Linked DNA regions of Homo sapiens: region 2 is linked to region 1. Evidence: chromatin loops called from intact Hi-C (ENCODE). Cell type or tissue: GM12878. All regions are shown on one strand.

Region 1 (5,000 bases):
CCTAAGAGCTAACCTCACAAGCTACTGATGCTTATTCATAAAGAAAGGCATTTATTTCTTAAATCTCATCTGTTTTTAGTAGCATTTCTATTTCTTCTGGACTATTTTCTTTGGAATTGTTTACTTTCTTCTGCAACACAGACCCCATAAATGCAGGCACAGGCCATTTTATCTATGTTGTGTCCATAGGGGACATGTCCCTATTTCCAGAAGTGGGGTGGATCACAGATAAGCAGCTAGACACGATGCAGCAGTTGGTCTAATTCTTCCAAGCACTCTGACTCAGGAAGGATGGTTCAAAGCATCTACTTAAGAATGCTTTATGCTCTCAATGATGTGGAAAATATATTCATGAATAAAACAGAAATGAAAGTCATCACAAGGATGAGTGAAACCTCGTGGTTGAGGGGTTTTGTTTACAATGCTTTTGGTTTACCTTGGAAGCAGCTTTTTATTACACAGTTAAAGTTGTGTAATCTAGCAAATGGAAATTTTAATTAGCAAATTCATAATGGGCTGTAGGTTATCAACAGGTGGATTCACTTGTCTTCTCGTGAGATTTTTAAGACATAGGCTGTTGACAGTTAAAATTGCTTCAATACAAGATGGCTTTGATTGAGGGTGACCTTACAACTCACCATATTAAGTCACAAATGTAACTGATATAAGTGAACCGGCCCTCCTCCCTGGTGGGCAAGAGTCTCAAAATCACCATGTAATATGCCCCAGTGTAGACCGAGGGGCTGTCCTTTCTTGAGCAGCAAGGGGGTCACTGCAGATGAGGGCTTTAAAGATTTTAGGCAGAGCTTTGTGTGGACACTGGTAAAGAAATTGCCTACATTGTTCTGAAGTTAAACAAAGGGTAAATATAGTGTGTTAATTTGAGTGCTTCCTAAATAACCAGTTTACAAGATCACATACTGAAGTTTATCAAATACACACTAGGGAGACTGTTCATGGACACAAAAGGGATCACCACTCAGCTTCAAATTCCTTCAAGATCCTAACAGCTACCTGTCCCAGAGTCCTGAGGAAATCACTGGAACCCACCTCAAATATACTTTCTTTCTGGCTAGACTTTACTTGGAGGTAGGGTAATAGTTATGGGGTTGTGAGGGGGTGTCACAATTTTAGTTGCCTGTTAGACTTCTACAGTTATTTAAAATTACAGCACATCTACAGACTTATCTAAAATAAAGCACAGTTTTTAAAAATGCATGTAAAAAAAAATTCTTCTTTCTCACCACTCTGCCCCCTTCTGCTCCTCTCCCCCGCACTACACTCCCCGAAGAGACTATTTAACATAATGAGCTGCAGTGTGTGGATGTGATAGCAGTTGCCTGCTAATAGTTATGTTTAAAATTCCTATTTCTTATCTTATTTACTGATTGATGGGAACTTGTGACTTGCAGATCTTCCTCCAGGACCCCATCCCTTTCCTGGGCGGAGTGAATCATTTGACACAGGGAACATTAGACAACACGTTTGCTTCCTCGTTAAATCCCGTTTGGCTACGTAAGCTAGCCGGATGCAGGGCCCCCCAGTTGCATCTGCATTGTGTCTTATCGGAACCACCTGAAGAGCCTGGCCACACAGGGTGGCCTTCCTTAATTTAAAATCCACAGAGAAGATTTTTTTTTTCTTTTTTTGGTCAGCAAACTCCAGCATATGACAAAAGGCATGCATGTGACTTTATTTTTTCAATGGCTACTTTTCTTCTTAAATCAGGCTCCCTGATTTTAACTAAAAAATAAATAAGTAAACAAGAAAACACTGGGTTACTCTCAAAGAGATCACATTTTTAAAAACTCAAATGATTTCCTACAGGCAGTCTGTTTTGCAGTGTATTTTTTTTTCTTGTTTTTCTTTTTCTGCTTTTTTCCCCCTGTAGATTCTGAAAAGAAATAACCGGCTGTAGGCATCGCCTGTGGCTTGCTGGTCGCACTCCTTGGGTGGTCTGAGCCGACTTTATGATTTATTCAGCTAATGGGAAGGGAGCATGACCCCCAGTGGCCACAGAAAGAGAGCTGCATGTGGGTTTAATGCTTTCACCACAAAAATGTCTGCTATGACTAAGCTCTGCGGCTGAAGTCACTGTCTGAATGGTGCTAAAAAGGAACTTAGGCTTAAGTGTGCACTATTTACTATAGATCGGCTCTTGGGATTAGGCCAAGGGGTTCGTACTCAGTTTCAAAGAATAGCATGGAAGCTGCTAGGAAAATTAGAGCTGTGCAATTTATTTTTACCAGTCTCCCTGGTGAGTTACTCAGTGAAGGATTTACCTCATATGCTTTTTTTCTCCCCTGTTACTAAAGAGTCATTTAAAACGTGTCAGTTTGTGCATTTTACAGAGTTTTATTGTGAAGGTATCCCTATTTTTTTGTTTATCACAGCCATGAATCACTGTTATTGTACTTTAATGTTAATTTGAAACTATAAAAGAATGCCTAATGTTGAAAGAAAGAAAAAGCAAGAGAGAGGGAAAGGGAATGAGAGGGGCTGTGGAGTAATGTTCCTTCACCACACACTGCCCTGTGAGAGAGGCCTCTTTGATCCAGGGAGTAGTCCCCCTCCCTGGCAGCATCGTTACTGGTACAGAGGAATGAACACATTTTGCTTCATGTTGATTCTTTTACCGTGAGGGAAAGGGATGGATGGAGTGGGGAGGAGGGAGACAAGGAGACCTGTTTGTAATTTTGACTAAGATGGATGATTTTTACAGTCAGTGTAATACCTGCTGTTGAAGTTCCAGCATGTTTGCTTCTGGTGGACTTTACAAATGTCCAGAATTAAGAAGTGAATCCCTTTGATGTCTGTAGCTCAGGTTCCTGGGTCTAGAATGCTGCCAGCCTTTTCAGAATATGCCTCCATAGTATAAAGTCACTGGCTTGAAAACATTGCACCTATGAAAGCCCAGCATTCCTTTGGTGCTTGATGTTTGCAGCTTAAACTAATTGCAACTTAGAGTTTAGCTCAGCAGTAGCCAGAGTTCATTGCTAGAGTAATATAGAATGCTTCCCCATTCCCCCAGATGTACTAAGGGACTTTATTTTCGGTTATTGCTCCAAACTTTTCCTTGTAAAAACATTGTTCTTATATCCTGACAAATAAATGCCATTTCTTATAATAAGGGTTAACCACTGAGAGAGACTTCAGGGCTGAGCTGGATTCCCCCATTCCCCTTGTAAGTCTTAGTCTTAGTTTTATTATAGGTAAGTCAGGGCTTTGTGATCCTAAACAATCATTCAGCAGGGCAGGGCTTCATTTTCCCCATCTGTGAAATGGAAATAGCAATCCAGGGCTGCATCAGACTAAATGGCTGTTGAGCCGTTAGAGATTTACAAGGTTATCTTCTAAAGAGAGTACTTGATCTTTTATTTTCTCAGGGCTAAAAAGATAGGGAGGGTCAGAAAAACCATGTTCCTAAGTCATGCTGTTCTCCCTGCAGGTAGATTGAAAATTAAAAAATAAAAGAAAATTTTCCCATTGTTTCCCACTTTACCTTCTTTCCTATCTCCTTTCTAGCATTTTACAGATTCGAAGGTGAGAACTTCTTTTCAAAAATGGTGATATCATATCAATAGGACATCGAGAGTAGAGAAATAGCTCAATTAACACCAAGCAAAACCTAAATTCCATGTGACCTCCTGGATTAGATCTTAGGATGGAAAGAGGACATTAGTGGAAAAACTACTGAAATTTTAATACAGTGTGTCATTTAGTTAATAGTATTGTATCAATGTTAATTTCTTAGTTTAGATCAATGTACCGTGGTTATATATGATGTTAATATTAGGAGAAGCAGAGTGAAAGGCCTACAGGAACTCTCTGTACTATCTAGCAACACTCCTATGAGCCTAATATTATCTCAAAATTAAAAGGATAAAAAAAAAACCCTAACAGACAATTGTTGTCCAAAAATCGATCTATTTGAGATCCTGATGAATAACTTCTGTCTCTTCCCCACACCCAGATACTTCCATACTCCAGTCCATTTTCCAAAGCTGTATAGAAAGTTCATTTGGGTAATACCCACAGCTTAAACGGCTATGAAAGCATCCAACTCTGAATATCTTATTCTCCCAGACCAGCTGCTTGTTGCCTGCACCATGATAGACACTGTACTGAGCAATTTAGACTCAATATGTTCTCTGTGGAAATTGCCCTATATGAGAGAAAAATAAATAATGCTATAGATAAAAGCAGGAGAATAAAAACGGCAATGATATTAAATGTTACATTGTTTTTGCAATACACGATGCAGGTATTTTTTACTGCATTCATCAGTGAGTTCTGGTGAGGCCATTTTGCCAGGTGCCATACCTCCAGGACTTAACACAAAACCAGGCATGTTAGTATTTAATAAATATTTTTGGAATGAATGACACTCAGCACACATTTCACATGAGCAGTTCACAGCTGTAACATAAAAGACACACATTTTCTGACAAAGGTTCAGTTTGCACTGACTATTGTATTGTTTTTCTTTCCATTTGTCCTTCTAGCCCAAAGTAAAAAGGCAGGATGAATAATGATGAAGGGAAGATACCACCTGAAATAGAATTGCCTTTCAGGGCTTTTTAAGCAAGGGTTGTTTTTGGCATTGTATATTCATCCTCGGGTAAAGCATTAGTGAGAGAGAGAAATGTGAGAAGAATTGTAAGGGAATGAGGATAATGAGGACCAAAGGAATCTTTCTTCTGGTGTGGGTTTCCCATCCTAATTGGATACCACTCTAACCACCAAGTGAAGCACGCTGGGCAGATGGATCTGCACCAATGCTGTGCCCGTCTACATCTGTGTATTTCTGGCACACAGGTGTTTCAGCTTTATTCAGCCAGGAAGCAGCTTTTTCCCTTTCTTTTTCAGGGCAGGGAGTTTTGGGGAGATAGGAACACCCACGATTGTTTCTCAGAATAAGAAGGAGGTAGGGGTAGGGGGAGGGAACACAGCCCACCCACTGCTTATAGATTCGGTCGCTTTCCCACCGGTCAGCCTTA
Region 2 (5,000 bases), 690 kb before region 1:
TGATTCAGTTAGCAGACTGTGGGTGGAGGTGGGTCATGGTGGGTGGGAGTTGGGGGGAAGGAAATGCAAAGGATAGAAAGGAGAATTTTGGAGGGAAATTAATCAGACAAAACGTTAGAGAGAAACACACATTTTTTGAAATGATTTTAACCTTCTTGAATCTCTAAAAAGTACTGTCTTTAAATTTTTCATTTTTTTACCCTTGTTCTGTATCTTAAGCCCTTTTGTTAGATTTGATAGTCATTGTTGCATTGAGCTCTTTTCTGAAAGGTAAGAACGTATTTTTGTCAAACACATTGCTATAATGAGTATGATGTGTGGCTGCCATTCTTCAGTCTTTCTTCATTTACATGTATCATCAATATAATGCAAATACTGTCAAGGGCAGCATTATCTCCTTGAATCTATTTTTTGTTTTGTTTTTTAGTATAGGTTTGTATTTGTGCTGGTGCAGGAGGAAGGGGGAAAGTGTTGGGAAGAAACATAGAAAGAGAGAAAGAACATTTACTTTCTAACAAATTTTGACAATTTGTTTTTCTCTTTTTTTGGTAATGATCAAAATTATATATTAAAGAACTTCCCAAAGCAATATATCAGCTTTTATTAAAGAAAGCAAGTATTTTCAAATGCTTTAAGAAACTTGGTGAACTCTAGTATAAGGGTTTGGTTTTCAAAGGGAAAAAAAAGAATTTTATCTGGAAACATTTTAGGTAATATGGATCCTCCAGTTAATCTATGGGAAATTATGCAGCAGATATCAGCCTTCATTTGTAATACTGTAGGAGGGTGATAACTTTCCTGTTGCATTTTCTTTTTGTAAAAGACATCTTTTACTTTGTCAGAAAACAACAGTCAAGTTGTAAATGGTCTTCAAAAATAGTAATAAAAAAAGATTTATAATGGAAAGAATTGATGGTATATTTCACCTAAAGTAAGAAAGACAATGTGTAATAAGGGATTTTGCGGTTTTACAGCTCAGTGCATGTGTTTGAAAGCTGTTCTCTCAGCAACGTGGGTGGCAGGTTATGCTACCATATAATGTATTGTAGTTGGCTCTCCACACTTGTCAGGGTTAGTGTTCAACCATTCGGAAAATTTTCCCATTGTTCTATCATGTGAACCAAGACTAGTGTAGAATTCCCAATAACTTACAAAAAAAGGATTAATTAGAAAGTTTGAAATTTGATTACTTATTGTTTTAATACAGTACTATGTATTTTAGTATTTTATCTATAATTAGAATTGTTTTTTAGTCAAAATAATGTATCAAAATCAAAACTTCATCTTATTTTTTAATAGATTTTACAGAAATTTGTATACTGAATCCTGCCTCTTTTTTTTGTATTAACACTGTTTCCATCTTAAGCATTTTGCTTTAGATGGACCATAGCTCTTGGCAGCTAGTGCATTTTTAGCAAATAATACTGTTTCTAGTAAGAGTTGCAGAGAAAAAAAAAAACTTTGTGTGAGGTCCTTGTAAACTGAACCTTTGGAACATTACTTTATTTCTTTTTTCCCCTCTTTTGTGCTTCTTCGCTATTTGTGTAATGGTTATAAATTACATCGTTTGAAAAGAAGAATTAAAAACACTTTATTTTGTTTTTTTTTTAGACAATTTTTTCTTTACCTGTTATTTTAAAGATGTACAGAGAAATAAGCAGTTAGGGTATTGAAATTCCATTGTGCCAGCACCTCCAGAGCATAATCCAAAAAAAACAGAAAACCGCCTGCTGGGTTGTCTGCAGTATGCTTGTGTGAACATCAGTGTCTGCTGTTCACACATCATTTTTTTTTTACTGAAAGTTCCTCTTGGAATAAAGACTCTGTGTTTTCTGAGTGTAGTGAAACATTTGTTGGTTCTTATATTTTTCAATTTGTGAGGGATTCTGTTTATAGGATAAGTTGTCATGGCTATATGTTGCACTAATGTTATTGGCACATCAAAAAAGTAGAGAAAAGGCTTGTGTATTTATATACTATAAAATAATGAAAAAATGAAATTAGAAAGTATTGAAGGTGAGAAATTTTGTTGAAGATATATGTGAAGAAGGATTGATTTAAATATTGATGTTTGCCCTTTAAAATCTATTTTATTTATAAAGTATATCTTGGCTGGATTATACATCTGAAAATATCATAAATGTCTTGTATTTCACTTGGAATTCAGATTCTTAAGTATGTTGGCTTCTTGATAGTATTGTTATGAGTTAGTCAAATTTTTCAACTGACCCTACATAATCAAGGAACGTTCAGGAAGTATATTTATGGGTGCTTAGAATAATTTTTAATTTTTGATTATGTTTCATATCATTTATTTTTACTCTTATGCTACTGAGTATCACGTTAGATACAGGCAGCAAACTTGTGAAATGTAGTCTAGTGTGTTGGCAGTCTCAACCTTCATTCAGATTCATACAGCATCAAAACAAAAAATTATTTACCAGATAATAGGGAACTTAAGGTTAAAATTTGGTAAAATGGATGTTGTGATCCACAGTCTCCCCAAAGGTTTATTGGAATTATTCAACATTTTTTGTTTTTAACTTTCTATATAGAAGTTAATAAAGGAATAAATATACATATCTGAAACTGGGTTTTTACCATTTTGACTATTTTTTATAAAGATATAATTTCAGGTTTGTTTGTCTCTGAATTTCACTCTGAGTTTCTTGATCAAAATTCAGATGCACGTTTACATTTCATAATTGTTGTATGAATCTTTTAATTATTGTTTCTTGTGGTTATTTAGGATAATATTGCTGTATATCTGGAACCAGTTATTAAATTTTAGTCAATAGATCCAATAGTCAATGAATGATTCTTGCTCCTCAATTTGCTTCTTATTAGTTGTCTTATTCTCTCACTGAATCCAGAATATGGAAGAGATTGTCATCTAAGCAAGACATATCTTGCATATGCCTTCTAGAAGGGGAAGTGAAAGCACCAAGTCCTTAATGTGTCAGTTTTCTAAGGGCCTACGATGTCTGAGTTTCTTGATTGCCAAGAAGCCTAATTCTTCACAGGGCAACCTGGCATACAGCCATTTCCACACTGGGCTGTTCGTTGGTACTTGTGAATAGAACAAAAACGGTCTTTGCTTTTTCTCCTCAGTTATCAATGATTATCATTTTTGGAAACAAGTTAAAACATTTTTCTCAAAATGATGATTATTCATGTCAAGATGAAGTCAAACTTCATGCTATCTAAGCTGTAAGTAATAGAGTTAGTTCAGTATTTTAAAAATTCATGTAAAATAAAATTTGTTACTTCTCACTCCAAAATATTCATTTTGTAAAATTTCACCTTAACTATTGTTAGACAGATGTTCTAGATTTAGCTAAACACTTTTGAAAGTAAATTATGAGGTGGGTTTTTGGCTAATTTTTATACTTCTATAAGTAAAATCTGTTATATATGAATTATGGGACCACTAGAAGTCATAGATCCTACAAGCAAAGTGTTTGTGGGTCATTGGGTTGGGGAGCTACTTCAGTTGTTTTTTTTAATATAACTGGAGGTGTATATTGGATTTTTACCTCTGCGTAGATCTGTAGTAAGAACTTTGTTCCCATTGTCATGCATTATTTCTGTGCATATTAACTAATAATATAAAACAATAAGTATTATGAGACTTTCACCCAGTTGAATTAGTTTCTTCCTTCTCAGTCCCCTTCAAAGTTCCACATCTCTTTATAGCATATGTAGAATTATGGCTTTTTGAGTTGTCGGTATTTATTCACTTGTACTTATCTTAGAATATGTTCTTTTATTTTTATTCTAGGCATACATACATACTTTAAGGTTATTACTTCGGTGATGTTCAGGATTTTGGTTGGGTAATTACTTTCAAATCCTGGCTAGCTAGGTCACTAGCTAGGTGACCCTTGGGCAGATTGTATAACCTTTCTATGAACTTCAGTTACCTATAAATTAACTATAAATTGGAGATATGATGTTGGGATGATTGCAACAAATGTTTTAAGTGCCTGGAACATACTAGCAGCTCAGTGAATGGTAGCTGAAAGGAGCAAAGCCATTAAAATTTGTTATGTTTTTATAGGTCTTAAAAGCATACAATAGGCTGGGCATGGTGGCCCACGCCTGTAATCCCAGCACTTTGGGAGGCCAAGGCGGGTGGATCACCTGAGGTCAGGAGTTCGAGACCAGCCTGACCAACATGGAGAAACCCCGTCTCTATTAACAATACAAAATTAGCTGGGTGTGGTGGCACATGCCTGTATCCTAGCTACTCAGGAGGCTGAGGCAGGAGAATCGTTTGAACCTGGGAGGCAGAGGTGCGGTGAGCCCAGATCGTGCCATTGTACTCCAGCCCGGGCATCAAGAGCAAAACTCCGTCTCAAAACACACACACACACACACACACACACACACACACATACACACACACTAAAACAAAAGCATACAATAGTTTGCTTTTCTATATAATCTCATGAAATTAAGAGTTTTCATTACATCTAACTGTTTATTTCTTTGGGTTGTTAAAGATCCAAGAGCATGGGCTTTGGAGTCATCTGCTGGAGTTTGAATTCTTGCTCTGCCATTTAACCATGAACCTTGGAATGTTAGCCTCAGATTTCTAGTATCTAAAGTGAAGATTAAAAGAATGTACCTTGGCTGAGTACAGTGACTTACGCCTGTAATTCCAGCACTTTGGGAAGTCATGGCAGGCAGATCACAAGGTCAAGAGATCGAGACCATCCTGGCCAACATGGTGAAACCACGTCTCTACTGAAAAATACAAAAATTAGGTGGGTGTGGTGGTGCGTGCCTGTAGTCCTAGCTACTCAGGAGGCTAAGGCAGGAGAATTGCTTGAATCCGGGAGGTGGAGGTTGCAGTGCTCCAAGATCTAGCCACTGCACTCCAGCCAGGCGACAGAGCGAGACTGTGTTTCAAACAAAAAAAAAAGAGTATACCTCATAGGGCTATTGCAAGGCTGGAAAAAAATCAATACATCTATAGTTCTTACAACTGTGCTTGC

Evidence for each region. A loop is a pair of places that touch in the nucleus more often than their neighbours do. Peaks named below come from ENCODE experiments on the same cell type or tissue, not always from the same donor. Only the 100,000 strongest peaks of a DNase experiment are listed, where the experiment ranks them.
Region 2: a loop joins it to region 1, with 2.3 times the contacts of the local background. A loop is called at or near these places in 2 of 110 quality-filtered maps.

Annotation. Positions count from the first base shown.
Region 1 is chr4:144,353,605-144,358,604 of GRCh38, reverse strand. All of the region lies in intron 2 of LOC105377462 (a long non-coding RNA gene), which reads left to right. Among named protein-coding and RNA genes, the nearest start is that of GYPA, 220 kb to the right of the region's middle. RefSeq lists a silencer at 2,092-2,161 and an enhancer at 1,038-2,944. In GM12878, no CTCF peak of the experiment used is centred here; a DNase peak (open chromatin) is centred at 2,064.
Region 2 is chr4:145,039,527-145,044,526 of GRCh38, reverse strand. All of the region lies in intron 4 of ANAPC10 (anaphase promoting complex subunit 10), which reads left to right. Among named protein-coding and RNA genes, the nearest start is that of ANAPC10, 56 kb to the left of the region's middle. RefSeq lists a silencer at 3,022-3,071. In GM12878, no CTCF peak of the experiment used is centred here; a DNase peak (open chromatin) is centred at 2,966.